Regions from separate parts of the Homo sapiens genome. Here all the other regions are linked to region 2. A link is a loop called in an ENCODE intact Hi-C map of the cell type or tissue named here. Cell type or tissue: PC-3. All regions are shown on one strand.

What was found. Hi-C counts contacts between places; a loop is a spot of excess contacts. Peaks named below come from ENCODE experiments on the same cell type or tissue, not always from the same donor. Only the 100,000 strongest peaks of a DNase experiment are listed, where the experiment ranks them.
Region 1: a loop joins it to region 2, with 20 times the contacts of the local background. A loop is called at or near these places in 24 of 110 quality-filtered maps.
Region 3: a loop joins it to region 2, with 13 times the contacts of the local background. A loop is called at or near these places in 63 of 110 quality-filtered maps.

Annotation. Positions count from the first base shown.
Region 1 is chr10:48,547,313-48,555,312 of GRCh38, reverse strand. The region is part of intron 3 of ARHGAP22 (Rho GTPase activating protein 22); the gene reads left to right. Among named protein-coding and RNA genes, the nearest start is that of ARHGAP22-IT1, 40 kb to the right of the region's middle. In PC-3, a CTCF peak has its summit at 3,280 (motif pointing left); a DNase peak (open chromatin) is centred at 3,282.
Region 2 is chr10:48,359,788-48,367,787 of GRCh38, reverse strand. The region is part of intron 1 of MAPK8 (mitogen-activated protein kinase 8); the gene reads right to left. Among named protein-coding and RNA genes, the nearest start is that of MAPK8, 57 kb to the right of the region's middle. In PC-3, CTCF peaks have their summits at 3,866 and 4,067 (motif pointing left); DNase peaks (open chromatin) are centred at 2,567 and 4,057; H3K4me3 peaks cover 555 bases; H3K27ac peaks cover 1,867 bases; H3K27me3 peaks cover 1,760 bases.
Region 3 is chr10:48,501,752-48,509,751 of GRCh38, reverse strand. All of the region lies in intron 3 of ARHGAP22 (Rho GTPase activating protein 22), which reads left to right. Among named protein-coding and RNA genes, the nearest start is that of ARHGAP22-IT1, 5.8 kb to the left of the region's middle. RefSeq lists an enhancer at 797-1,782. In PC-3, CTCF peaks have their summits at 3,031 (motif pointing right) and 4,137; a DNase peak (open chromatin) is centred at 3,051.

The DNA of each region.
Region 1 (8,000 bases), 190 kb before region 2:
ATACTCACATGGGGAAGAAATTAGAAAGTCCCATCAATTATCTGGACAATGAGCTTTTGGGTAATGCGAAACGAGGATTTTTAAATTCACGATAAATGCAAGGAAAGAAATTAGTCAATGGGAACATCTCAGGGTGAAAATCTAAACACAATACCTGGAAATAAAGCCAGGGAAAAACACTAGCACAGATCAAGAATATTTAGGTAAGGATGATTATAAATTCCAAGGCAGAGAATTGGGATGTGGCAGGAGGAAGGGGAATAATTTTCCTAAAGAACTGCTCTACTGTCACGTTAGCAGTTACAAAACAATATTTTAAACTTCCAAGTTTGACAATGTCGTTGTTAATGCACTAAGTAAAAGTGCCTTGCAGAGAAGCCAGTGTACATGGCAGGGCCGGCTCTGCTGTCAGCCAGTGTTTTCTTTAGCTTGGCCTCCCCTAGAAGCAGAGCCTGAGACAAGGATCTGGCATGAGGAAGGGAGTCAGAGAAGGGAAGAAAGCCAGCCCAGACATGCTAGTGAGTGGGTTGCTGCTGCAGGCATCCTAGCTCAGTTCCCACAGGGGCTTCTGGACACAGTGCAGAACAGGCTTCAGAGGGGTCTCATCCAAGAAGTGAGGCTGGGGCTCTACCCACCCACTCCCACCCCCCAAGTCCTTGAGAACTGCTTTCTGGGGAGTAACCGACATTTCTAGCCTACCCTCACATGGACAAAACTCTGCAGACAGAGACAGCCTTCAGGGACAGTTGCAGATGCTTGAGGAAGGAGACCACTGGCAGCGTGATGGGAACAGTGAGTGCTGAGGAGTCTGGGAAGGGTACCAAGAGTGTCAGCTGAATTTAGACATCCTGGGAAGTGGTGGCTGTGAACTGAGTGTGCTAGGGCCTCACTGTGGCCCAGTGAACCAGTAAATCTATGATTGGTCGCAAAGCAGTAAAGCCACCCCAGCCACCCTGAGAAATGATCTATTGGCTGTCCACTGAGGGAGCACCCCAGGCTCAGGCCATGAGTAGAGGCTCTTTGGGAACAGGTATGAGAAGATCCTGCCTGGGATAGGGGCATGTCTACCTTTGTCCTGTCCATACCAGAGTTCGCAGGGGCACAGGCAAAAGTTGAAGTGCAGAAACACCCTTTCCAACTATACGCGCCTGTGCAAAATTCAAGTACCTATGGTTTCACTTGGGTATTCCTTTTCATCTAATGCAAGAATCTTTGTGGTAAAACTGCACATCAGAAGGTGGTAACAAAGGGATCCTGGGGTATGGAGTAGAAAACAGAGGTTGACTGTGGAACCAGGAGAAAAGGCCTCAGCTATTCAGATAGAGAAGAAATGCAAGTAGTGACGTAGGCAGGGCCCTGCCATCTAGGCGAGGGGTGTGGCCCCTGGCTCTGGGGACAGGGGTAGTGACTCAAGGCCAGAACTAGAAGGTAGAGGTCAACACACTCCAGCCATCAATTCAGAAAGGCACTGAGTGTGTGCTCCATAGGCCAGATAAGGGACATCACCTGTGTGCATGTTCATTATCTGGGTCAGAGCTATTTACAAGAATTTATTTGACTCTTGCCAGTGGTGTTGGGGGTGTTGGGGGCGGTAGGAGAAGACCCTTTGCCATATAAGGTAACATAGTCACAAGGTTCCAGAAATTAGAAGATGGACATCTTTGAGGACCATTATTCTGCCTCCCACAATACTCCCAACATCCCTCTAAGATAGGGAATGTCGTCAGACCTATTGTACAAAAACAGACCGTGGAGATTAGAAAGAATCCCCAGAGAGACACACAGCTAGTGGCGGAGTTGGGGCTTCAGCCCAGACATTCTGGGCTACACACTTACCTTGCCCTCCAACACAGGCATCTGGCCATCTGAGGACCCCTACAGATTCTAGCATTTTCCCCACCTGGGCCTAAGGACTTTGTTATGGGAAGGAAAGTTCCTGAACTCCTTTGTCTCAAGCACAGCAGCAGTAGCCTGCCTGCGCATCAGGTTCCTGCAGATCCTGCGAGCTGCTCCCCAGAGCTGCCCATCTCTGCCCTCCAGCCTTTGTGCAGCTGCTGAGCAGTTCAGGGAGAGCGGGACGGGTGGTGGGCGGTGAGCGGTCCAGTCAGCCTTTGCAGAGTGCGGCGCAGCTATCTGCAGAGCAGAGCACAATGCCAGTGCTGCCCGGGGCCCAAGAGTGGTCCCCTCTGCTCCCCTCCCACTGGGGGCTCCGGATTTAGGATGCTTCCTATCAGCCTGCTCAGATGGGACCTGGGAGGCTGCACTCGAAGCTCATGCTTGGTTCTGGCTGCAGCTGGCAAAGCTCCCCATCCTTCACAGCCCATGAAGATGTCAGGCCAGAGGGGTAAGGTGAATCTCCTGAGGCCAAACAGCTGGCAGGTACAGGAGCCTGGACCCTCCCAGGTCAGCCTGACCCCAGAAGGGTGGGCTTCCTGTTACAGCAGTTGCTGACTGAGGCTTCAGCTATAGGCCATGTTGGGGCTAAAAACGAATAAGAAGATTGGATGAACCCACCTTAAACCACAGCAACGTGCAGTCACAGGAAGGCCAAGAAACCCATTCACATCCAACTCAGCAAACCTCTCGTGTGACCTCAGCTTTGAGCCAGCCTTGCAGGGCCCTGAGATGAGCAGGGGTCAGTCTCTGCCATTAGGGAGTCTGGGGACATTTTCTTCCTGAGCTCAAGGCACAATAAGGACTTATCCTCACTAGGCTGAGCACAGTTACCTGGGGGCAGGAGCAGGAAGTATCACCAAGTGGGCCATGCCAGTGTGCACCAAGCACAGCCCCCGGGGTAAATGTGCAAAGACCAAGAGGAAATCCAGGCTGGGTGGGTGAAGGGTGGCAAGTGCATCTGGGGGGACAAGGGGCTTCTCCTACAGTTCCGAGGGTGCCAGGTGGCAGGCTCTGTGAGCAGTGAACTAACAGGCGCAGGAAGGAGCCTAACAGCCCCGCCTGGGGTCTGGGCCTAGGCCAGGAAATCAGGGCAGGATATGAGGAAGGAGGACAAACCCCGGATCACTTCCAGGCTATGCCTGTGCTGGCCTGTGGTACTGGTCACACCACAATGGGTCCCTCACTCTCCAACCAGCACCCCCAAGAGGGGGAAAAACTTGACAACTCTTGGAAATGTGACAGAATTCCAAGGAAGGTCATGCCTAGAATTAACTACGTAAATTTTAAGCCATAGTTCTATTTGTGCAATTCAACGGTATAAAAAATGACAATGTTTTCAAAGTAGAATTAAAAATGAGGAAACATTATACTGTGAGTGCCATCTAGTGGAGAGATCTGCCAGTTCTGGGCCAGAAAGTGCAGGCCCTGTTGCCCACCCCCAGCCTTTCAGCCAGCACAGCTAGATAGGAGTGGAGCTTGAGGCCAAGCCATCTGGCTTCCAAAGCCACACACTAAAATTGCCCTCCAACACAGACATCTGGCCATATGGGGCCTCCTACAGATTCTAGCATTGTTCCCATCTGGGCTGGGAGGTCTTGGAACTTGATACAGCATACACCTCTGGTTCCAAAAGCACCTGAGAACCTGCACATCCAGCCACTGAGCAAGACACAGAGAAAACACTCTTATAAGGGGGCTTTAGTGCCAGTGGGACTTCTGTCCTCTTGTGGCTGTGGCCTGCCACTGCTTTCCCGACATGGTCAGTATATAAAGCGTACTGAGAGGTGGGAGCAATTGCTTTGGGCAGAGGTGACGGTCTCCTCCCTGAAGCTGCGGGGACACGCAGGAAAACCACTTATAAAGTTTAAGGGAGGCTGAGAGAAAGGGTGACTGGCATTTGTGTCTTGCTTGGACAGTTGCTTACACACAAGATTTGCTTTTCATGGTTACCCAGGCAAGGAAAATCTGACTGAGGACTGATGGCAAATGGGGTTCTGCCAGGCACACCTCCTGCCGTAAGCATCCAGTTCTCAAGAGGAGCAGAATGTGAAGCCTCTGTGGGACCACAGGCCTGGGCACTGATGGAGAAAAGAGGATGACATGGGCCCTCAGACTTTCTAGAATTCTCATAGTGCAGGGCAGACAGGCAAGATGCCACCTGCAGGAAGTCAGCTGAGATTTGAGGTCAGAACGCACAACAGATCCCCAGTGCCCAGAGGAGCTGGTTGGGAGGGTGCCCCTGCCCCAGTTCACAACACCGTCCACCAGGGAGGGAACTGCAACCTTGCCTGGCAAGCAAAGAAAGGTCTACATTTCCCCTCTGCCTCCTTCCCACCCCAGTGCCCAGGGTGCAGTTCAGGGAAGAGTCTAGGAGAAGCAACCCCTATCTATGCCAGCACACCCCAGTCCGTGAGGGCCACAGTGCTGGGGGAGCAGCACAAAAAGAGCTTTGAACCAGATGTGAGGGAACAGAATTAAGGATTGGAGAGATCCTTAATGAGACTGTTAGAATAACTAAGAGTGGCACACACTCTGGACCCTGGGAAAATCACCAAGTGAGCAACGACTCAAAGGGAAGGTAGGAAGTGATAGGCATAGTTATTGGGAAAGTAAAACCATTTCATGTTTATTCTCCAGTGAGCTTAGCTTTTTTGTATTAGGGTAAGTGAACTGCTGGAATAACCCCCAAATCTCAGGATCTTGACACAAGAATGTATTTGTCTTTCATATAAAGTCAAAAATGAACACTTGTGATTGGCAGGCAGTTGATCTCCCAGCATCTTCCTATTTCATGGTTTCGCCATCTGAAACCTGTGGCTTGCAAAAGTATCCTAGTTGTTTCCATGCTAGGAGGCCATCATGCCTGGGAGATGTGTTGGTCCAGGCCTGGAAGTGGCCCCATCATCCCGTCACAGCCCATTGGCCAGAATGCAGTTGCATGGCTACACCTCGGAGCAAGAGAGTCTGGGAAATGGAGTCCACCTCTTTCCAGGAGGAAGGCAAGGCTGGTTTGGTGAACAGTCAGTAGTCCTGCCATTCTGTATAATGATCTGTTACCTTGGAGTAAGAAAGACACCTTCCTACCCTCACAGAATTAACAAGTTCAGGAAGCAGGCAGGAAGGCAGACATTGACTCACAGGATGAGAAAGGCTAGGAGGAGAGTAAAAAGGCAATTGTGTGAGCCTGGAGGAGGGGACCCTAATGCACGCAGGGAGTGCATGGGACTTCCAGGATAAAGTGACAACGACCCTGCTCTTTGAAGGTTAAGTGAGAGTCAGCCAGGTGAAGAATCAGGGAGAGCAGCTGGGCAGAAGCAGCAATGGGCAAGCACAGTGGGCACGGGGTCTGTGTGTCTCCTTCACACCTTAGTTCCAAGGCGCTCAGCACATAGGTAACTGAATTTAATGTAAGGATTGGAAGCAACAGGAGGTTAAGCTTTCTGCCAGAATGAAAAGTTGTCCTCTGTGGCAGGAGAATGGTGTCGGGCAGTGGTTCTCAAGCTTTAGTGAGCCTCCGCCTCATCTGGAGGGCTTGCAAAAAACACTGCTGAGTGGGCTCAGGGTCCAAGGTGGAGAGGCTGCCCCTGGTGTAGAGATAGTGGGGGACTTAGAATCCTGGAAGGGTGAATGAGATGGGCCTCACAAGCGGACTGAGTGAGAGGAGGTTTGAGTTAATTGGGGGCAGGCAAAGCTATAACCAATGTTTTAATTCTAATAATTATTATTCCAAGAGGAGGAGGACCGTATAATGTATAAGATGCTGGTTTGTGCTTTGATCTCCTGGCCCTTTTTAATCCCTAGGCCACTTGCCTCAGGGGAAGGTGAGGTCTCTGCAGCAGAAAGCAGAAATCTCCTGCTCTCCCACCCCAGATAATTGATGTGGACAGGGTCGGGAAAGAGGCGTTCCCCTAGACTGGTCACCCTGCCCCCAGCAATGCCCCAGGAAGGTGATAGGCATGGTGCCACCAGGAAAGCAGGCTCCAGACACCAGGGTCCCGCCTCAGACAGACACACCATGGTCAAGAAAGGCAGGAGAGCTACCTAGCTTCCAGCCCCAAGTGACTGCAGGTAAAGACATCAGGTGACCAGGAGGGACCAAGAACAGCCCATCCCATTGCCAGGCCCCATGTAAGCCTGACCACAGCAAAGAGGACCCCTTCCCTCCATCTCAATAGTAGCTGGGACTCAGCTCCCTTCCAGCCTGGGAACATAGGGCTTGGAGATAGAATTAACATGATTCTTTCTAACAAATATCATATTTGTTGAGTGCCTGAGGTTGTAGACCAAGGTGTGTATGAGTGCTAGTGGGCTAAACATTCACTGAGTTCCTTCTAAGGAATGAAGCTGAGCACACCACGTTTATCCTCACCACACTCCTGGGACTAACCTCTACTAACCCATCTAACAGGCAAGGCCCCTGGGACTCTGACAAGCTAAGTAACTTGCTGGGATCCGAGGGCCGGTGAGCGGTGGAACTGCAGCTTGAGCCAGCTCTAACCCCAGAGCCCTGCTCTTCCTCAGCCTGCTGAGGCTAGCTCCCCCGGGGCAGGCATGAAGGAGCCAGGCCCCACAAAGGGACTGAGACTCAAGGACCCCCAGGTCCTGCCCACCTGGTACTTCTGTCTTGCCAGGGCAGCTGCCTGGCAAACCCTGCCCCTCCCAGCCCTTTGAAAGCTGTCTGCTCCTTGCAGACTTGATCCTGGGGGCCTCTCAGACCTGGGCTTTTTGCTGATGTGGGCATCCAGCCCCAGGCCAAGTTTAGGCCTCCCTTTAAATCCACAAGGAGCGGGTGGGGAGTGGAGAGGCCTGCTTTGGCACTCTGGGCAAAAAGAGTTGCTAAGATCCCAGAGCAGGCCTGTCCCCAAAAAACGGCCATGTTTGGTGAGATGAATTAGGTCATCCGTTAAGCTTTGTAACTCATTGCTAAAATCCGTCTTCTGGAATTAGCACAATGCTATTGAAGGGAACCAAGTGGGTTGGTGCTATCAAAGGGAACCAAGTGGGTTGGCTGCAGGCTTGAGACCAGAACCATAAGTCTTTCTAGTGAGTAACCGTAAATGGGGTGGGGCCGGGGGAGTGGAGATTAAGAGTCCTGGTTGGAGCAGGTTGCAGAAGCCAGCTCTGGCTAACTCTAGCAAAGGGGAAATTCACCAGAAACCAGGGGGTAGGATGTGATGGGAGTGACACTTGTGGAAGGGGCAAGCGGCTGGGCTGTCACGGGGCCAGGAGCTGGGAGGGGCGAGCGGGTGGTACTCTGTGCTGGGAAGGTTGAATCTCGCCTGGCTCTGCAATCCCGGCATGGCTCACTTGCCGAAAGCCCAAAGTCTCAGTATCTGTGCTTAAGCTACATGCCTACCCCTGACTACACTGGGGTGGTGAGGAAGGGCCTATCCACTCTGGCATCTGGACCAGCCCTCCCAAGACTTCGCCTAGTGGGGGCAAGGAGACTCCAAAGGAACTTGGGTGCCTTCCAGAGGGGAGAGTAGAAGACAAACAGCCAGTCTCTGTCAAATGTTCACTGCTCCAGATGGTCCATGACTGTATTTCTGCAGGGCTGAGTGTCACATCATTGGCCTTGCCCTTTCCAAGTGCCAGACAAGGGGCCAGGACGGGATGCCTTTTCAACAACATTGCACCGAGCCGATGGCCCCCCACACTCAGGAGCAATTCCTACTTGTGGGGAAGGACCTGAGTGTGCAGTGCTGAGGATTAGCCCGAGGAAGACGTGAATGGCCACCCTGGATCTGAGGAAAAGGAGGAGGAGGAGAGTGCTCTGTTTTCTGGTGCAGAAGGAGGTGAAGGGTACCACAGCTGCTCTGAGGCCTGGGTCTAGTCCCCATCCTGGAGCACCTGTCTGCTTTGGGCTGGGAGCCCCATATTTCTCAAGATCAGGGTCAGGAGACTCGGGGGCCAGCTGTACCATTCAGAGGCCTGGCAAGCTCTCTGCTCTCCCACAGAGGTCCATGCTCCTTCCCTCCCACTGGGCTCCTTGGGGCCTCCCCCCCAACTCCCCAAACACCAGATGGGAATCCTGCAGGCAATAGGAGGCCTGGACAGGGATGGCTTTGAGGTCTTGGGTTTTCAGCTCCAACCAGTCTTCAGAG
Region 2 (8,000 bases):
AAATGGTATCTTTCGTTGAATTTTATTTATACTTCTCATGACACAATTTTTAAAACATTGAACTAAAAGTTACCTATATATCTAACTGTAAACTTATTCTGTCAACTACGAAACATCAAGTTTACAGATTATGCAAAGATAAAACATGTAAAGCAACTCAACATAAGTGAAGAAACTGAGTTATTAATATTCACAAATACTTTTCATAATAATGTTACTTATGATTAATAAAATTATCTTTGTCTGCAAGATAGACTTTTCAATCTATCTAAAAGAAAGACTTTTAGAATGCTTTCATTACCAAAGACTGATGCTTAGTTTTGGTTAATGACATCCTTTAAACAATTAACTTGAAATTTATATATATATGTAAACATATATATGTATTTATTTATTTATTTATTTATTTATTTTTAATTTTTAAACAAGATCTCACTCTGCCACCCAGGCTGGAATGCAACGGCACAAGCATGGCTCACTTGCAGCCCCAAACTCCTGGGCTTAAGCAATCCTCCCATCTCAGCCTCCTGAATAGCTAGGACTACAGGCGTGTACCACCAAGCTTGCTTAATTTTAAAATTGTATAGATGGGGTCTCATTCTGTTGCCCAGGCTGGTCTCAAACTCTTGGCCTCAAGTGATCCTCCTGCCTTGGCCTCCCAAAGTGCTGCGCTACTACACCCAGCTGAAACTTCTATTAACTAAAATTGGCTTAATTTTAAGGGTGCACAAATAACCATGATACCTCAATCAATATTAAATTTTCCTTTGTGGGCTTGGTACTTCAGATATTTCTTGGTCCAACACCTTCTAGTCATTCAGTTAAATTTTCAAGTTAGGAAAACAATATTGAAATAACATTTGGTGATTATGTAGCAGGGAGGATTCTAGAAAGCAATTTTTTTTTTTTAAAAGCCAGCTACTAAACTGCACTAATAAAGCTTTCCAAATATTTGAGCTCCTTCAGACTAGTCAGTTGTTAACAGGGTAAAAAAAGAAAAAAAATTTTTCAACCCTATATGGCAGTGTTTTCCAAACTAATGAGCTCCAACACACCGATGGGCCATGAAATGAATTTGGTGGATTTGAATTTTTTTTAGTGAAATAGAAGAGAATAAAGAATATTAGGATGTAACTCATGTGGTAAGGATAAATATTTGCAAAACTTATTTTTATACTGTTCAATCAGATTTGGCCCAAAGCTGCCTCCATACACTATTAACTGTACTCTAGCTTGATGTGTAAACAAGTTATAACCTAACTTAGGAGTATACCCTTATAACCACACATCTGAGTCTCAGCCAATCCCAGGTTAAAAGCTGCTAGATTATGCCCAAATAAGGCAAACACCAACCTGCACCAATCAGGTAATTTCTGTATGACATTTCCTATTTTTCCCTGTTATTAGAACAGCTCACCAGTTGTAAGTGGTAGTATTCTGAACCATCTTAGAGTGCTGTCTGCTTCTAGAACCTTTTTCCTGCTCAAATAAACTTTGTTAAGTTTAAAGGTTCTTAGGGGTTTTTTTTGTTTAGTTTAGTTTTTAACAATACACAGATAAAGGCATACTGCATCACCAAAGTTATTTTTTTTCCCATAGGAAAAAAATACTCATAAAAAAAATCTACCTCCTTTCCAACAAAAAGTTATAGCAGGTTAAGTATTTAAATATACCTAGGGTTCTTTTCTTATTACATAAGAGCATTTAAAGTGACTTCAAATTAAGAAAAAAAAAACTGAATTCTAAAAGAATTTTCTCATTTGTCTTTGATTTACTGTGGACTTTACTGATCAAGTACATTCCGCAAACTATGGCATGTAACATGCTACCCAGTAAATTACTATATATTCTGACTTCTCATTACTGAATCAGGAAATGACTAAATAATTTAATATGCAATTAAGGTTTAGATGAAGTTGATTCATCAAGAGATAATTGTAATCCAACTGTCATGCCATGACTGTAACACATGAGACATGCTCATTCTTTGACAACCTAAAGTTTGTCTTCCTTATACTCATATCTAAAATATCATTTAGGTACACAGCTAATAATAATAAAATGGCTAGGATTCAATATGCTTTAAAAAATACTTTTGTCAAAGATTCTTTATAGACAAATGAATAATTTTACATTTCTCTCAAAAGATGGGATAATAATCTCTTTAGTTTATCGTTATTTTGGTTACCAAGAGTTAGCAAAGGTTTAGAATTTCCACACAAGGCAACATTGTGTAAATGCGGTAATAGTACTGACGGCAATATCTGATAATACATAAAAAAAGAACAAAAATAGCAATAAATCTAGTCAATGCATACGAAAATTTCTAAGGTGATATGGAGGATACAAATTTACAGTCATGGGAGGATATTTATCTTAGATATCTTTGGGTTCAGTTCGCATTACTGGTTATTTTTGTTTTAATAGTTGTGAAAGTACAATTTCAACTTTGCAGTGAAAAAGGACAAAGACAACAGAGCCAGAAAAATGATACCACAGCCACACAGAAATTAAGTACATCCTTTAAACAAACCCCTTTTGTATTGTTTGCTTTACTTCACTCCTGCTTCCTTAAGAACACTGGCAAACAGCCATATTTCCTGTTTTACACGGCTTAGCTGCAAGGACTCTTAAACAATAAAGAGAAATCAAGGGGATTTTATAAAGACAAATTGTTGTTACAATATTTGTAATGTAATCTAGTTATAATATTGTAAATAATGTGTATTTACATCAATAACTTGCCATTCTCCTTTAAATCGTACACTATATTTTCAAACTGATGAAATAATTCAGTTATTATTCCTGAAAAATAAGATTATTAGGTGCAAACACTTTCTCTGGAAAAATCAATTTTATAGTGTTTGCTGTCATTCTAAAGGTATCTGTAAAAGAGATACCAGTATGACTGATTGCTCTAGCTTGGCAAGAATATTTGTTTATAATCTCAAAGATCAACTGTGAGAGGCAATCAATCCTTTGTTTGGAGTTTTCTGTCTTTAGGATATGAAAGTATCCAACTAGTTGATATTACAAATGTTTCTGCCATTTCAGAAAATAATTATTTTCTCTTGGGCAAAAAAATAAAAAACAACCCTTGATATCACAAAGAGTTTGCCTCTCTAACTTACTGTTTCTTTGATCCTAGGCAACTTCTGATTCCTTAGTTTCTTCATCTGTAAATAGAGATATTTGTACTTGTCTTCCAAATTATTGAGAGCATCAAATTAAGTAAGAAACTGGCACATGATAAGCATTCAACAAATCTTAATTCCTTTTCCTTTTTACTTAACTCAAAACAGAAAGCCATAAGCATAAAATATTTCTAAAGAATTCAGTTTTTTTTTTTAAATTTTTTCAGGCAATATCAACAGGGTCAATGTCAAAAACAAAATTCTCCTCAGGGTTGGTTACAAACATAAGCTCTAATGAGCCATTTCATTATACTCATTATTTGGCTTCAAAAACTCAAGATACCAATGTGTGCTTTCAGGGAAAATAAAAATAAAAAATAATAAAAAAGGAAACTTAAGGAAACGAATTAACGCAGTGAGCTCCCTGCTGATGAAAATATCCTCTTTAGTCATCCTGGTATTTCCCTCCACTGCCCCATACAATTCCAAGCACAAAAACACTAAATAAATATTACTACAGAACTGAAGCAAATAGCCCCGTGTGCCTCAAAAACTCCTGAGGTACCACCATGTGCTGGAAAATGACTCCAAATGACTATGAATCAGGAAGAAATGGATGAATTATTAACTGCATGCCTAGTTTGAAGAAATCTAAATAGATTATTGGCAATTGAATTAAAGTCTAAAATAACTTAAAAGCAAAAAACAAAATCTTCTAAGCACTGTAATGCACTTTTTACTACTGATATGAAGAACACTTCACCAGCTTTTCAGAAGTCTGTAAATAATCAGAAAATGCGAGGAAATCTGCCATCACATATATGTAAAGCTAGGTTCAGGTAAGGGCTCATCCAGTTTTTAAAAAGCAAACAGTACTCAAAGTAGAAACTACAAGCAAAGCAAGCAAGGATCAATCTGAGCTGCCAAAGTGGTGCACTTGAGCCATCTAGTGGATGGAGAAAAATGTAAGTTTAATTCTGTAAGAAAAACGTCCTACTGCTCAATTCCCTATGAAAACAGTAACAAATATGTTCTTTGGAACAGTACATTAAAATTGATAAAAGATAGTATTGAACTAACAAGTAGATATCGAGGAAAGATGAAAAATACAATGACGACAAATTTTTCAGGGTAGAGTTCAGATTTTATGGATAACTAAAGATGAAAACTAAGGACAAACACTCTTCCTTTATGGTATTTTTCTTACAACCATATAATCATTAGACCACACATAATTTATAAAACACATTACAGAAAATAAGAAAGATTTCTTGCCAGCTCCAGCTACCAAAGCCAAAGGTGGGGAGAAAAGAGAAATAGGAATAGATAAATGAATTTCTATGAGCGCATATAAAGAAAAGGAGGTTACCTTTCTGCCAGGGGACTCACATTCAATTATGGTTATGGCAACCCCAGCTCACCTAGGACTCCTGCTCCCATGTGGGACTGAAGGCAAAATGACCTTAAAATTTTCAGTACTCAGGAGGCTGAGGCGTGAGGATGGCTAGACGCCAAGAGTTCAAGGCTGCAGTGCATTATGTTCAGGCCAGTGAATAGCTACTGCACTCCAGTCTGGGCAACACAGCGAGGCCCCATTTCTAAAAAATAAATACCACGCTAGGTGTGGCGGTTCACGCCTGTAATCCCAACCCTTTGGGAGGCCGAAGTGGGCGGATCATGAAGTCAGGAGTTCGAGACCAGCCTGGCCAACATGGTGAAACCCTGTCCATACTAAAAATACAAAAATCAGCTGGGCGTGGTGGCAGGCGCCTGTAATCCCAGCTACTCAGGAGGCTGAGGCAGGAGAATTGTTTGAACCCGGGAGGTGGAGGTTGCAGTGAGCCAAGATCACGCCATTGCACTCCAGCCTGGGCAACAAGAGTGAAACTCCATCTCAAAAAAAAAAAAAAAAAAAACTAATAAAATTTTGGAAATCACAAATTACGTGAGCAGTGTGATACAGTGGAATCCACTTAAATTTTGGAGGCACATTTTTCTTGTTCATAAAACTATGGTCTTGGAATAAATTAGTGGTAAGATCGCTCTTAACTAAAATTTAATGATTTTAGAAACCCCTACCCACTTCCCACCCCCCACCCCCAAAATAGAGGCTAATAAAAAGAAAATGTGGTTTTTTTCTTTGTATTTGTTCCCCATTAATTCACATGAACAGTATATGATTTCCTCTTCTGAGTCTGGGACACAAAGATGACTCCCTGATCCCAAGAAATAGAGAAACTAGTTAGTAGAAATAAAACACTCAAAGTTCATCTTAAAGCAAGGCAGAAACAAGGGTCAGAAAAGATACAAATGAAATGCTACAGATATCTTTGAGGCTAAGAATCTGGCCTGAAAAAAGGTAATTTTCACTTCCGTATCTTTCTTTCTAAGACTCATTGTGTAAGGAGAAAAGAGGTAGAAGGGATGGGGGATATGGTGAAGGGAATGAATAGTGAGAGGAAAGAACAGAGGCAAAAACAGCAACTGTCAAAGAAAAATATTCCATTTTGCTGGGCATACAGGTTTCATAAAGGATCCACTGCAGGAAATAAAGCTGGAAAAAGGTACGATGAATTTACTTTTGCATCACAGACCACTGGCAAACCACATCTGAGGACATTAAGCAAGGCAAATAAAGCTGGTCATGTCAATGAAAATGAGGAAAATTTTCTGAAGTTTTGGAAAGAATCAATGAAATTTGCTAGTCAACTGGCTATACAGGCAATGAGGAAGAAGCTAGAACTCAAGAAATTTCAGTCTGCATGCCAGGAAGGGTAGTGATATTATTAACCCAAGTAGAAAACATACTTACTGTGTCATATAAATTCTCATTTTACATACAAATTAGTAAGAAGAAAGATGCAGACTAAGGACAGCACCTTAGGGAAGACCTATATGTAAGCTCCCCCCTACGCCCCAGGGGAAAGAAAGAAGAAAGGCAAGGATGGAAGAAGAAATGCACAACGGTCATCAGGGTAGAAAGGAAAACTTAGAGAAGTATAATAGTACAAGAGAGAGCAATGTTAGTAGTATGAAGTGGTAAAAACTTTATTTGCTTTAAAGTGTGAAAGTGATGATAGCTATAATACATTTCCTTTTTTAAAAGTATAAGTATTATTCTGAAAGCAACAGGGAAGCATTCAAGCCTAGGAAAGGTAAACTGAAATAATTCATGTTCAGTGGCTGTTTTCACCCTAGAAAAGGACATGAGGTCCTGTGGAGCAGTAAGAGATTGGGGGAGAAGGGAAGTGGAAAACAGCTGAGAACATAAGGAAAATGAAATCATTATAAGGTAATTACAGAGGCAGTCATAAGTCAACTAAGGGCAGTCAACCAAGAACAAACAGACTATCAAGTGACACACTGGAAAAGCAAAAAGATAAAAACACTGATTTTGGACATGTTAATTTGGAGACCCTATTAATGTGATCAGGGGTAATATGCAACAGACGTACGGAAATACAAAAGTGGAACTCTAAAAAGTGGGTCACGTTCCTCGATAGAATTCATGTATAAAAGTAGCTGGTCTGATGCTGTTTCCATAATATTAATCAATCAGGTCTTTTTCTTTTTATCGATTTTGGTTATTTTTATTTTCCTTTAAAAAAAATCAACCACTTCATCATGATTACAGATAACTGGCATAGAAATGTACAAAAAATGCATCTTACAAAAACTATTACATAACAAAGTGTATTCTGTATATACACACACTTAAAAAAAGAATGAACACCAGTGTATCCATCACCCATTACCAATCCCTTAAAATTCCCCCCATAATCATCTCCTCCTCTCACACCCAAGAGGTACCATTTATCCTAAAGTTTGTGGAAATCATTGCCTTGCTTTTCTTTGTAACTTCACAATCTAAGTATTTATCCCAGTCATATTTTTCGGTTTTGGCTCTTACCAAACTTCATATAAAAGAAATCATGGCATACATATCCTTTTGCGTTTGCTTCTTTCACCTGATTTTATAACTGTGATACATGCGTGTGAGAGTGTGTGTGGCTGTAGTTCACAAATTGGGCCTATGGAATGATATTCCACTACATGAATATACCACAGTTTATCTAATCTACTACTGAGGGATATTTAGGCTGTTTCCAATTTTAGGCTATGATAAAAAACGTTGCTATGAACATTCTTGTAGATGCCTCCCCCACACATTTGCTTATGCTTTTCTAGGGTTATTTACCCTAACTTCTAGGGTATCTACGAGTTAATCTGCTGGGCCATAGGATAAGCACCTGCTCAACTATTTTAGGTGATAAAAAAACCAATTTTCCAAAGGGGTAACACCAACATGGAATTGACAGACTTTTAAATGTAACTAATATCTCACTTGGTTTTAGTCTGCACTTCTCTTAAATACTAAGGAGACTGGGCATCTTTTCTGTATACTTTCCTTTCAGTTTTCCTATTTTTGAAGTCTCTTTCTAGTTCAACTGTTCGAGTTCTTTACACCTTCTTCTTTTTTTTTCTTTTAGACAGAGTCTCACTTTGTAGCCCAGGCTGGAGTGCAGTGACACGATCTCGGCTCACTGCAACCTACATCTCCCAGGTTCAAGTGATTCTGGTGCCTCAGCCTCCCAAGAAAGTGGGATTACAGGTGCATGCTGCCAAACCCGGTTAATTTGTAACAGTCCTTTCTCAATTATGTGTTGCAAATATCTTCTCTAGTTGGAGGCTTGCTGTCTCACTCCCCTTATAAAGATTTCTGGCAAAGATGAGTTCCAAAACAATGTAGCTGAACCGATCAATCCTTTTCATGCTTTCTGTGTCTTGATTAAGAATCTTTCCAGCCTTAAAATCATGGATAATATGCTCTTTATGTTATTAAAAGCTTTATACAGTTGTTGGCTT
Region 3 (8,000 bases), 140 kb before region 2:
TCACGGCCCCCTCCCTTTATTCAGAGAGCCTCTCCTTTCCAATAACCTTCTGGGAAGGCACTGATAGTGGGGAGGATGGGGCTGTGCGGGGAGGGCCCAGCGAGTCTGGGGGAAATGAGGCTGTGGAGCCCCGGAAGAGGCCAGGGTCACCCAGCATCCTGCCCTGCCTCTGCTGTGAGGCCCCATTGTCCTGGCTGGAGCTCCCAGGCTGGCCCGCCTTCGACTTGAGCATTCATGAGCCTGGCTCTGAGGCCCATTCCAAGTTAGTGCTATTTGTAGAATCTTCTTAAAATACCACAACAGTGTCATTCATGGAGCGTCTGCACAGCCATCGATGGTAGACATCAGAACAAAGCTCCGCTGTGCCTGGCATCCTGTTCTGGCCTCTGCTGGAGGTGTCCCCTCTGCTCCACTGACTGGGGATGTTGGTGTCCTCCCTGTCCTGGGTGCTCCTGAGCGATGCCCCATGGGGTCCAGCAGAGACTCTGGTCCCCCACGCTGGCCAGGAGCACATCCTGCGCCAGGCTCGCCAGCTGAGTGCAGGATGGCATGCTGCACTCTGCAGGTGAGACCACTGCCCTTCTCATGGCTGTCCCCACACCCCCAGCTCTGACGTCAGACTTCAGCCCAGAGCCTGCTCAGCTACAGTTGGGTGGACTGACAATGAGCAAAGAATAACAGGGGGAACCCAGGAGAATAAAGCCTTTAGCATTCAGTTTCAGAGCCGCGGGCATTCTCTGCCTTCCCCTGTGGGCAGACCTCTGTTTCCCATTAGATAACAGTGGTATCCTCACCAACTGCATCTCTCTCCCCTGCCCCAGTGGTACCCACAAGGCATCCTTAGGAACGCTTGCTTCTGGCATGTTGATTGGTGTCACTGTTAGTTAGCAATGCATTTTGTGGTACCTGGGATAAGTGGAGCAGTTTCAGGGCTTTCCCAGCTTCTGGACCTGTCAGAGCCTTTGCTATGTGAATGTACCCTGCCCTGGGCAGTGCCTCCCATACAATTTACCCTCAGGCCCTTCCTCACACAGCTGCCTGGCTGGGCAGCCTGCTTTGGCCTTCCCTGGCCCTGCAGGATGCGGGTGTGGCTAGAGCTCCTGGCAGTGGGCCCATCTGTTCAAAGGGTTTGATGACTTCCCATTTTTTTGTCTTTTCCCATGGATCCCTACCCATGAGTTGCATAGGCAGCCAGACATGGCTCCAAAAGGAGGTGACTTTGCTGGTCCTGGCCCATGCCTGAAGACAAGGGCCTGCAGTGGGCCTCACAGTGGATCTGGGAGTGGCTGATGGGACCCCCTCCCGGGTGGGAAAGGCTTAGGCAGCCAGGACACAGCAGCCCTTGCTGGGCAGCCATGCCAGCCGCACTGAAGTGGAGTTTTGAGTTTTCTAAAAGTATAGCCACTTGTCGTCAGCAGGTCCCCAACATGTCCCCAGTAACAGCTGGTCATGAGGCACACATGGCCGCTACCTGAGCAGTGGTGAGGCTGTTATACCCAACTGCAGCAGGAAAAGTGACCTTTGATGGGGAAGTTCTGCCTGGGAGTCCAAATATGCCTGGGGTGAAAGCTGGGCCAGAGGCTGAAGTCCCACAGGTGGTTTTGGGATTCTCAAAGCATTACCATGTAATGAACAAAACCCGCCTCAGTAAGGAGAGTGGCCACCCCAGCCTTTGAGCCCTGACACTTGGAGTCTGACCATCCCAGTGGAAGGCAGGGATGGCCCGAGAAGCAGGTGCCTCCAAGACAAGCAGGTCCACATGACTCAGCAGCTACAGGGCTTCAGGCAAGGGACTTGGCATTTCTATGTTCAGATCCCCCCCCACCCCCACCCCCACCCCACCCCCACCCCCCAGTATTTCCGAGCCTCAGTTGCTCACGGTGTAATTACTGTGTCTGGCTGAGTGGGGGCTGTTACTGGTGGCTTCCTATCCTTAAGCGAATTACAAAGTAAATGGGAGGTTTTGTGATTTCTTTAGCCTGTGGCCGCCCCCACTTGAGGTTGTGAGCAAATTCGGGATTGACTGCTTGTTGTCCTGGTGTCCTCAGCACATGGATACATGGGTGGAGACTGTCCCATGAGGACACATGAAACTGCTCACAGGTGCCACTTTGTGGGAGAGGACCCAGCACACAGAGGTGTGGGGCAGGAGGGAGACTGACTTTTCACTTTTCACTCTGTGTGCCTGCACGGTTGACTTTTATGTTGATGTTGCTCACCCTTTCCCCAAAAGGCTAACCTTTCTGAGTCCTGGCATTTCCTGTTTCTTCTCTTGCTGTCAGCCATCACCTCCTGATGTCAGCATGGCTGCCTCTGTCAGCTCTCCCAATCCTTTTTTAACTGCCTGTTCTAATTTACGCATATCATAAAGCAGTGAACTGCACTTGCTAGAAATGTATGCAAAGTAAGAGTCAGCAAGCCCCAAGTAAGGCCCTCGAAGGTCAGTCGTTTGGCTCATAGGGGACCTTCACCTGTTTGGCCTTTCCCAATCATTGTTTTGCGTGTCCTTGGACTCTAGATGGATGAGGTTGACAGATGGGTGATTTCTAGATAAACCAGGTGTTACTGTGATGCTCTGTGTATGGAAGGGACAGGAGTCACCCTGGGTCTGGCAGCTTTTCTGGCTCTGCAAGTTCACATGTGGATGGCTAAGATGATGATGGTGCTTGGGAACAAGGTCATTTTTTAGCGTGTTTTCCAAAATTAGTGCTGAACCCTATCTTGCTGGGGTACTGGTGGGGGGCGTGGGAGGCCCTGAGAGGCTGGAGGAGTTCAGGTTTTGCTCCCCAGCCCTGTGAGCTTTGCCAAGGGGAATAGCGCTGAACTAAGAGTCTAGCAGACAAAGCATAAAATCCTAGCTCTGGCCTTCTTGCTTGAGCAGTTTCCTTCTGCAGAAAATGGAAAAATAAGACCTTCCTGAAGGTTGTCTACAGGCTTGAATGCGAGAACATCTAGGCCCTCGTGTCACATAACTCTAGGGGCACCATTCACATAAGCTACCATGTTGCCTCCAGAGGGCACCATTGATTTAGACTACAGTGAGAGTGGCTGCCTTGGTGGGGGCGCATGCACTTAGACTACCATGTGAATGGCTGCCTCCTGGTGTTGTGCTAGGGAATGGTGCTGGATGACAGTGAACCTGTGAAACTTCTATCCTAGCACTAGCAAGGGTACTTCTTACGTGTCTGGATGCTTATACCTGGCCTCCAGGAAGGAGGCAGCTTATGAAAATAGTACAGTCATGTGCCACATCATGACGTTTAAGTCAATAGATTGCATATGTGACAGTGATCCTATTATAGTATTGTATTTTCATGGTACCTTTTCTCTATGTTTAGATACATGAATACTTCCCACCGTGTTATTATTGCCTGCAGTATTCCACACAGTCTCATGCTGTGCAGGTTTGTACTGTAGGAGCAATGGGCTGTACCATAGAGCTTGGGTGTGCAGTACCTGTACTGTCTAGGTTTGTGTGAGCACACTCTGTGGGGTTTGCACAATGGCAAAATTGCTTAATGACATATTTCTCAGAACGTATCCCTGTCACTAAGCGGTGCCTGACTATATGTTGTTTTTATAAGAACCTAAAGAACTTGAGTGAAAAAGAGTGGGAAGGACATTTGCTGAGGCCCTGAGGTCCCACCCAGCTGCCGAGGAGGGCCCACTGCTGCCTGACCTTACAGGAACTCCTCGTGAAGAGGGAAGGAGCGTCGGTGAGAGATACGTGGTGGCCAAATCAAATTAGGGAAGTTTCTCACATGCCTATAGATTTTGTGGTTCAACAAATGTCTGCGTGACTAGCCAGAGAGGGGGCAGAACTGGGATACGGAGTATTGGGCCGGTAGAACACGGGTGTGGAGAGCCACAGGCCCTGGCAGCCTCTGCCATTTGTCAAGCCACTTTCCCTTGGGCTGCAGCTTCTCCAACCAGCCCTTACAGGCTCCTTACAGGCCTTGGCTACATCTCCAGCATGCCTCCACCAGGCAGCCCTCCTGGCCTACCCCTCTCTCCATCCCAGCCAGGAGAAGCCGTCTGAACACACCTCTAGGGAGGCAAAAATCCTCCCAGGGGATCCCCATCCACCCATCCTAGGTTTCCAGGAAGGAACTGGGAATGGCCAGCCAGGTCCTGCCCCAACCACAAGGAGGAGTTCTGGAGCCACCTCCAGCCTGGCTCTGGGAGGTTTTGTGATGCAGAATTGGGGATGGGGCTCGGTGGCAGGAGAGCAGACAGCCTGGCAGGACAGCCAGGAGAGCAGAGTCAGGCGCACGGGACTCCTGCATCTGTATTTTTGGAGCTGCTGGACGTGGTCTCATGGTGGGGATGGATTAGGGGAGTGGGATGGGAGTGGGGCGATGCCACCAGCATATTTTGTTTGATGCTTACAATTACAGACTGATTTTTATTTATTTATTATATTTAGTCTAAAGTGTACAGTTTCCCAAGGCGGGCAGATCACCTAAATCAGGAGTTCGAGACCAGCCTGGCCAATATGGTGAAACCTCATCTCTATTAAAAAATACAAAAATTAGCTGGGCGTGGTGACAGCCACCTGTAATCCCAGCTACTCAGGAAGCTGAGGCAGGAGAATCGCTTGAATCCAGAAGGCGGAGGTTGGAGTGAGCCGAGATTGTGCCACTGCATGCCAGCCTGGGCAATAGAGCGAGACTTTGTCTTAAAAAATAATAGTAATAATAAAATGTAGTTTCTGGAGACAGAGAAAGCAGGGTGTGGTGGGACTTGGGGCACCCCCTCTCCCCATTGCTTGCTTGGGCCCCTCTGCCTGCCTAGGCTCCACTCACACCCAGGTGCTTGAACCCCATGCTCTCAAATTTCCTCTCAATTCATCACTACCGGGACTCTTCCCACCCCCTCTCTCAGCTCACCCCCAACTTATGAGCAAGTTCTGCTGAGTCTCAGATCCAGATAGGCACTGAGCCTGGGTGCCTGTCACCACCTGCATCCCAGCCCATGTGGCCCCAGCCTCTGCTTCCCTCCCCTGGACACCTGCCAGAACTTCCTATCTAAGCTCCTGACCCACTCCTGCCCTCCTCAGCCCACGGAGCCCCACAGAAGAGCTCAGGAGTTTTCCCACCTCGGGGCCTTTGCAGTTCTCCTGTCCATCTGCCAACCGCCTCCCCTGCTCATCCTTTTGTGCCCAGACCAGATCTGTGCAAGAAAGCCAGCCCCTGCTGTTCCTGAGTTCTCAGCCAGAGGATCCCCTCCCCAGAGTGGCTTTTCCTGACCCACCCCATTTCTGTTATCCCATCCATCTGAGCTCTCCCTGCCACCTTGGTTGGCTCCCTGTCCTTTGGCTGGTTCTCCAGGAGAGCGGGGGCCTTGTCTCCCTTGTTCACCCACACACCCCATCCAGGCCACCCCATATGTCAAGCACAGCATCCTGCACACACCAGAGTCTTGGGAAGTACCTGTGGTCTCACTGGAAGAATCAGCCTCCCTGCCCTTCAGGTTTCCTGCATGGGTCCAGCCCTCTGGAGAGTGGGGAGCTAAGGTTCCAGGGATCACCCTTGGCCATTGGATGACTGGAGCCAGGGGATCCTTCCTCCCCTTTTCATCCCAGGACTGGCAGTCCTGACACACATTTCATGAGGCCAAATGGAGTCCCCAGGCCCCCAGGGCAGCAGGCAGCTTATCCAGCTTCCCTGTGGGGCTCTCCCTCCTTCCCATCCCTCCTTCCCCATCCCGCACTTCTCCCTGGGATAGCTTCCTGAACAATAACCTTTTCCTCAGGCTTTGATTTTAGGGAACCCAGGTTAAGACACACTGTTAGTTGGGGGAAAACGTTCTCAATAGCAACCCAAAGTAGAGAAAGGCACAGGCCAGCCGGGGTTCATATCTGCTTCCTATTAGGCCACATTGCTCGGAGTTACTCATTTAGCAAATGTTGATGTGTTCACTCATAGCAGAGCACTCCAGCAGGAGTTAGGGGAGGTGCAGGCACCACTCATACCCCAGGAGGCCCGGAAGGGGCACTCCAGGTAGGTGCCAGCAGGACTTGGGCTGAGGAGGGGACATCGATGCACATTGCAGTTCCATCACTTACCAGCCTCCTGGACTTGGGAGGTTCACCCAGTGGCCTGGGCTTCTCCCGGCACCATGGGATGGTAGGGAAGGACAGCGGGATAATAGCCTGTACTTCCCAGAGTTGCTGGGAGAGGAGCTTCACAAAGCATGTACGTGGTGTTAGCAGGGTGGTGGTGCCAGTGACGGTAGCAGCAGTAGCCGCAGCAGCAGGTGTGGGGCCTCATTAATCTCTGAGACTGACATCGTTTATACCAATGTAGAAATAAATAGCCCTCCCCTCCACAGAGTCACTGGACAGGTTGACACTGGAAGCTGGCACTGAGTAGGTGCCTCATAAATGTTAGTTCCTTTTTTGTTCCTTAGAATAATGAGTTGAGCCATCCGTTATTCCCTCCAGGTCACTCAGCATCAGTTACATCAGCCACCAGGCCACCATTCGTCCCCACAACCCCTCTCTTGAACATTTCGGAACATGGTCTTCAGCTGACAGTTAACATATTCCATTTAACATGCTGCTGTTTTAACTTATTTTCTTCTCCCTCCAAATATTTTTACATTGGTGATGGCACCACGTTCCTTGGTGTTTTCCAGTCTCAGCCATGCATTCTTACTGCGGAGGCCTGGCCAAGTCCTGGCTTCTCCAAGGTCAGGAGACGAGGGGGCCTCGTCCAATCAGCCTCAGAGCCAGGCGAGCCCAAGCCGTGGGTGGAGGTGGCTGAGAGGATGCTGTTCTGAATTTATGCCTTTATCCCTGACCCCAGTAGGCCCCCGGGATCCTTCCTAGCATTGACTGCTTTGAGTTTGTTGATGATGTTGGTTAATGCCTGTCTCCGCTACCGGGCCACTCTCTGAGAGGCAGAGACTCTTGCTTTTGTCACTGCTGTGTCCCCAGTATGTGGCACAGTGTCTGGCACATGGTAGACCATCAATAAATATTTATGGGAGGAAGAATGGGATATGGAAATTTGGGAGTGGATGAAGGGCAACGGTTGGGGAAGGTGAGGGAGAAGTAGGGATATTTGAGCTGGGTCTTGATGAATGAGTAGGAGTTTGCCAGGTGGCCAGGTGGGAAAGGCACCAGCATGTGCAAACACCTGGAGGCATGAAGAATGTGGTGCTTCCTGGCAATAAGCAAGAGGGCAGGGCACCTGGAGTGTCCGGTGAGATGGGGAGAGCTGGCTGGGGCTGGAAAGGTGCTCTCCGCTCATCAAGCAGGAGCCCAGTGGGAAGCAGCAAACTGGGACGTGTCCTGAAGACAACAGGGTAAGGCCATGATGTAAGATTCTCAATGGAGAAGGGAAAGTTCTGACTGCACTGCAGAGACCACCCCTTGGCAGTGCCTGGGCATTCCCCAGCTGTTCCCACACTCTTCACTTCTGCAATTGTCCCTGGGAGAAAAATCAGAGTCCTCCTTCCCCCACGAGGTACTGCCCAGGGCAAGATCACACACTGATCCCCTAAAAGCCCCAGCATCCCCAGAATCACAAAGGAAGATTCTTAGGGAGAGGCTGGTTTTAAGAAGTGAAACTCTGCTATGATTATAAGCTAGTGAAAGGGGAACAGAGCTGAAACCATTTGGAGGACATTTGGGGCATTTTCCTAAATTAAAAGTACTCAAAACACAGGGCTGGCTTAACTTCTCCAGCACCAAACACAAGTTCCTGACTCTCTCAGCAATGAAAATAAACACAATCTTCAATCAAGACAGTCATCTGTGCCTGTGAGAATCCAATGCCAGCACTTCAGAGCCTCTCCTGAGAGGAAGCTGCTCCTCCCCTGCTCCTGAGACCCTCCCTTCTCTTCTGGGAGCTAGCCTGGGGCCCAGTATCCAGCTCCTCCTTCCAGAAATAGGCATGCAGATCTATGCACCTCTGAGTATATATCATCCATTTACTTTTTCCACATAGTAACGGAGCATCCCGTATCACTTCACACAGTTTCACCACCTTCTT